Linked DNA regions of Homo sapiens: region 2 is linked to region 1. Evidence: chromatin loops called from intact Hi-C (ENCODE). Cell type or tissue: prostate gland. All regions are shown on one strand. Links, peaks and the distances in the headings refer to the core of each region. The heading gives the core; the rest is flanking DNA. Region 1 overlaps LOC102723739 (a long non-coding RNA gene). Region 2 overlaps LOC107985871 (a long non-coding RNA gene).

Region 1 (2,922 bases), core at 254-2,753:
GCCATGGGTGGACATATGACCAAGCAAATCCAATTAGAGTGAATCCCAGGACTTTTGCTTGGAATTCTAGAACAAAAACCTTCTTTCTTTCCTGCTGGATGTAAATGAGAAAGCACACAGCTCAGGGACCTCTTGGTGAACATCTTGGAACTATGAACAATATTGGGCAGAGATTAGACAAAAGGAAACTAGGTGCTCAGTGAAAATGTTGAGCTGTTGGACCATGCCTCAACTGAAACCTCTGGACTTTACACTTGTAAGAGCCAATAAATTCCTTTACTTATTCAAGTCAAATTGGGTTGGGTTCTCCATCACTCGCAATCAAAAGATTTCTAGCTTAGGCACAGGACCATTGAATAATGATCATAGGCATAGAAACAAGAGACCAAAGACTGGGTACTAGTGTCTGCTCCATGCCAACTAACTAAGACCTTCAACGGGTCTTTATCCTCTCCTCTGTGGGCCTCAGTCTCTAATATACAGAAAGGAAGTATAAAATTGGGCTTGGTGCCTTCTGAGATGTTTTAGATTTAAGAATCTCTGAGTTCAACCCTCATCTTGATCCATTGCAAACCAGCTCTCCGTTTGCCATTTCTGTCAATGGCCCATCACACTCCCAGCCTCTGGATAGAAACTTCGAAGTTGTCACTGTATCCAACTCCAACTCCATCTCTCCTCACCAACTCCAACTCCAACTCCTCTCTCCTCATTATCTCCTATATCTGCTCCGTTACCAAGGCTTGTCAGTTCTTCTTTCTAAATATCCCTTTTAATCTTTCCCTCCTTCCCATTCTTGTGAACATTATTCATGTCCAGGCCTTCATCCACTTGCTACATCTCCCTACAGTTCCTAATCCCTTGAATCCATCTTCCTCATTCCTGCCAAATTAATATCTTCAAACAGACTTTTAAAAATTACAGGAGCCCCACGATGGAAAAATAAAGTCTATACTGCTCAGGAGGCCTTCTGTGTGCTCCATTCATTGCAGCCATCCTGGCTTTTTAACATGGGTTACTTTTATAGCCTTGATTGAAACACAGAAAGAGGACTGTTTTTGTTTGTTTGTTTGTTTTTGAGGGTATTTGGAAAGGACTTTTTCAGGAAGTACTGGAGGCTTATATAGTAAATCTGTTGTTGCTGGGCCCAAGTTGTAAGGGAATACATGTTGGTGAATGAAGCATGGCAGCCTCAGAGCTAACAACCTAGGGCCCCATGAGCACTGCATCTTCTACAAACTCCCTCAGATGAGTGTGCCCTGGAAAGTGTGTGGCACTTTTAGGTGTTAAATACACTTAATAAAGCAAGATATATCTTATATGTGGTTGACTGTGAAACGATGGGCATTTTAAACATTTGTGACTTTAACATAACCAAAACAGATATTGGTTAATGTCTAACTGCTATTCTTTTTAAAGCGTATATTAATGTATCAAGTATATATTTTACTAGGACACTCTGTAGTAGGTAGCCATGAAAAAAGTGACTGTTGACTTATTATCTTCTTGGAGTTATTGCTGGATTAAGAGGAGACATTCTCTGTTTTTTTTCTTTTCTTATTTTTAATAACAGAAACTCTGGCCCATGAAGGCCTGTGTGCTCTGAGAGAATGTGCTGAGCCGGCCTTGTTTTTCTCCTGTTTCCCGTGACAGGGCGCTCCTCCCCACAGGACTTGCCAAGTCCTCATGCACGTTGAGTCAACATTTTGGATATGAGCTCATTACATGGGAAAAAGAGTTTAAACACCAGCTCAACATGCAAGTGTACTATGGGCTCTTTCCTGTCAATGTTTCAGTTCAAATTTCCTGAAGCTTGGAAAATTGCATGTATTCGTACAATATCTCAGCATTCTCCCTCTGGCCTGAAGTGAGGCAGTTGGCTTCCTGCTGTAGACTAAACAAATGAATAAAAGATTCATGCCATGTATATAGTGTATCTACAGCTTTAGGCATTGTCTATTTTACTGACTGCCTTGTGGGTGTACTTATGTGTACAATGGCCCATTGTGCTAATCCAGTGGTCAGAATAAGAATTAACATTCTTGAAAACCACTTCAGCTGGTCAATTTTGATTTCAGCTAGCAATCAAGTCAATTTGAACATCTAAAAGAACTAGATATAGTTATTTTCTTTATATTCATGGGGGAAGGAGGGGATCTAGAAGTGAATTAAGCTTCTTTGAGGAATTAGGGTCAGGAAAAAACAGGTAAGAGATGAGAAGAAGATAAGAATGACCCTAAAACTTAAAGTATAATTAAAAAAAAAAAAAAAGAATGACTTGGGAAGAGAGATTGGGAGATAAATGGTGAATGGGGGTAAAGATGGAACTTAATCTTCACTTCATTGTCATGTCACAGACCAGACATTAGTACCCACTGAGTACTCCCTTATTCTTCTCTCTGGGGGAATATTTAGCCCAGAATGTCGTGAGTACCCCAGGCAGATGTTCATTATCTAATTGGTGCTTGAATAACTGAATTTGACTTTTTGTGTGTGTTGCCCTAACCTGAATCCCTTAGACACTGATAGTAGAACTGTGGAGAAGTATCCCTGGAGATGACCCACAATCTCAAGAAGGCTGAAGAGGAGAGGAAGAGAATGGATAAATCGAAACAAGTGTTTAGATGATCAAGGCCTTATAAGCCATAGTAAGTTTAACAGTAAATAATACATAGAGGGAAATTTCTTCCTCTGAGTCATATGTGTTTATCAGTTTTCTATAGATGTTGATTGCTTTTGCCATATATAAAATTTTATGCTTTTATGAGACTTTTCTTAAAAATATCTCTTGGTCGGCTGGGCACGGTGGCTCATGCCTGTAATCCCAGCACTTTGGGAGGCCAAAGCAGGTGGATCATGAAGTCAGGAGATCGAGATCATCCTGCCTAACACGGTGAAACACCCCATCTCTACTAAAAATACAAA
Region 2 (2,922 bases), core at 210-2,709, 66 kb after region 1:
TAAGTTAGTGAATTTGTTTCTTCTTGATAAAATGGTTAGAATTTGCTTAGAAATTCCTTTTATCATAAAAGTAAAAATTATCAGCTTTAACCTTCTCATTTGTCTCCTACTGCTTCTTTTCTTGTTCTTTATTCTCATCCATCCCCTTCTCTGTCTTTGCCTCTACTCTTCCTCTATTCCTTCATAAGAATCTAAACAACTCCTTTAAACATCAATTCAAATGTTCTTCCCTTGGATAGAGATCACTTCCATCCCCTTCATAACTAGCTGGGCCTAGTACCTTTGGGTTAGCAATTTTGCCAGAGATGTTGGAGAAAAAGGGGGTAGCATTTCCTCTTGAAAATCCAGCCTGCAAGGCATTTACAATCTCATGCTGGTTTCGTAAGGCCCTGCTGTCCCTCCAGAATAGAGGCCCACAGCACTCACTAGGTACCAGGCATGGTGAACTTGCTTGCCCAAGCTCTCTAGTAGGTGGCAGATTTACCCAGGTCTGCCTGACTTTAGAGCCTATTCTTTTAATCATTGTACCTTACTGTCTTTATAGACAAGGTCAGGCTCTCTATGCTTCTGTGAGATAATTTTCCCTAGGAGTGTAAATAGTTACTATAGAGACACTAGATGCCACCTGCTATAGCCCTCAGAAGTGGCATCAGACTATGCCTGGGCTTTCTGTTTTAAGGACAAGGAAGAATGAGTGTGACAGTGAAAGGTTGTATTTGTAAAGGCTGGAAGAGCAGAAATCCCCAAGTGCTAGAGAAAAGAATGTGGACAAGTGTATGGTATCCAATCATAGTATGTTAGAGCTGAGTTGGGCTTTAAAGATGATCTCCTCTAACCCCTTTATTTGCAGTTGAAGACGTTGAGGATCTGAGACATTAAGTGAATTGTCTGAGGACACACAGCCAGTTTCTTAGATGCAGAGCCAAGGATGAATTTTTTTCATTCAGACTAAGCTGTTTTTTGCAGTCCACCTTTACTCTACTTGGGGTTCATTTCTTTTTAAGAAGTCTCAAAGATTAGAAAATTGAGTCATTTTGAGCAATATAATGTCATATTGTACAATTCTGCTGAAAGTAATTTTAATAGCAATGCCGGCAGATCTCCCAAATCCATGGGTTTCAAAATATTTCCGCCTTTTGCTAAGCTAATATATAGAATTTCAAAACCATATTTATACCACATACAATTTCCAAAGAGCTGGGCAATTTCCTATAAAAACTCAGCTGTGCACTGATTGCCAAGTTGGAAAACTCAGGGTTTCCTGGCAACACCCACTTGGGCTCTAGGGAATGCAAGCTTCTCAGCAAACAACCTCTCCTGACTTACGAGCTCCATCGGCAGCCACGACCCGAGTCACAGCGGCCCTTTCTGATGTTCTTGTCTCTGTCGCTTATGTTTCTCAAGAACCTGTAATCTTGCCTTAATCCCTCACCAGCTGAATACCTCCTACATGCTAAACTCCTGGAATGAAAGGTCCACATTTCTCTCATGCTAGGAGTTTGGGACCAGAATTCAGATGAACTCATTGCTAGTACTGGTTCAAAAGCTAATGAGCCCTCTAGATTCCCAGGTCCTTAGTTTCCTCATGGGTAAAATATAGACAATAACTCCTACCTGTTCATCTTTCAGGGCTTTTCCGAAGATTTTCAACATCTGAAATTCACAGGATCATGGAGACGAACTAAACCATCATGGAGACTAACTAAACCAGATGCATCTAGCCCCTCATGTTAGAGTTGAGAAAACAGAAACCCAGGGTTTGGGGACTCCCTTGAAGTCATCAAGTTCCTGTTGATGGCAAAATCAGGACCAAGCTTCTGATCCTCCCAAATATTCCTTCACTTCTCAGTGCTGCCTGTGATGAGAAAGATCAAAGCATGCATACAATTATAAATCATGACACAGAGGCAACATGCAATTATTTAGGTACTAATTAATAGACTGTGTACCAAGTCAGCACTAATGAAATTTTTCATGCCTTGACAGGGTAGTAGCTTGTCAGGAATTTCTGAAGATGAAAAAACTATTCATCTTAGGACAAATCCTTCTCCTTCCAGTAAATACAAGGAAAGGAGGAAGTGTAACCAGGGGTATTTAAGCTCAGCCTCCTCCAGCAGCCATCTGCTGCTGCTTTTTTTTTTTTTTTTAAATGTTATTGAGATGTAATTTACGTACCATAAAATTCACCATGTTAAGGTGTGCAGTAGTATATTCACAAGGTTGTGTAACTATCACTACCCTCTAATTCCAGAACATTCTCATCATCCTGTTGCTTTTTGAATGTCAGTATTGTCAGCTCGAGTACAGCTTCACTCACATGTGGCTCTCAGTTGTATTCTGTAGTGTTCATCTTGACCCACATGATCAGATGCCCCAAGTTCACTCTGTATTTGAAGAGCTCCGTGTCTACTAAAGGTCTGATTCCCTACTGCGGGCCAATAGTAGGAATGAGATGGTCACTAAGCGTCAAAATAAGCACTAGCAATGAGAACCTGAAAAGCAAAACTCAGCCACCAAGGCTAATTTTCAGGGCAAAAAGAGGAGAAAATTTCCTAAGCCAAGAGTGGGTAGAACTGGAAGTGGGAAGTGGGGCTGGTTTAAGGACGGTGGAGGGTTCTCCAAAGTGCCACTCTGTCCTGCCTTAGAGCTCATATGCATGCTGGATCATCCTCCACCCCTATCACATCCCCCATTTTTGCTTCATCTAAGCCCCCTGGGATGCTGGAGCACCCACTGCAGGAGGCGCCCGAACTTCCCTTATCACAGTCCATCTCACCTGTGCACACCGTGATTACCTGCTGACTTGTCTGCATTCCTGAATAGACCGGAAGCTTCAAAAAGGAAGAAACCCTGCCTTTTTGGTTACTTATTCACCCTGCTTCTCAGCATCCTCTGGCACTATCTCAGTAAAGATTTCTTGAA

The links. Peaks named below come from ENCODE experiments on the same cell type or tissue, not always from the same donor. Only the 100,000 strongest peaks of a DNase experiment are listed, where the experiment ranks them.
Region 2: it touches region 1 in a loop (1.8-fold over the local background); 6 of 110 quality-filtered maps call a loop at or near these places.

Annotation. Positions count from the first base shown.
Region 1 is chr2:38,186,673-38,189,594 of GRCh38, reverse strand. It overlaps LOC102723739 (a long non-coding RNA gene), which reads left to right. Exons shown (of 4, transcript XR_007086289.1): 3 at 1-2,645. Among named protein-coding and RNA genes, the nearest start is that of CYP1B1-AS1, 57 kb to the right of the region's middle. In prostate gland, for the core only: no CTCF peak of the experiment used is centred there; a DNase peak (open chromatin) is centred at 1,654; H3K27ac peaks cover 1,990 bases.
Region 2 is chr2:38,120,918-38,123,839 of GRCh38, reverse strand. The region is part of intron 2 of LOC107985871 (a long non-coding RNA gene); the gene reads left to right. Among named protein-coding and RNA genes, the nearest start is that of CYP1B1-AS1, 8.7 kb to the left of the region's middle. In prostate gland, for the core only: no CTCF peak of the experiment used is centred there; a DNase peak (open chromatin) is centred at 1,267.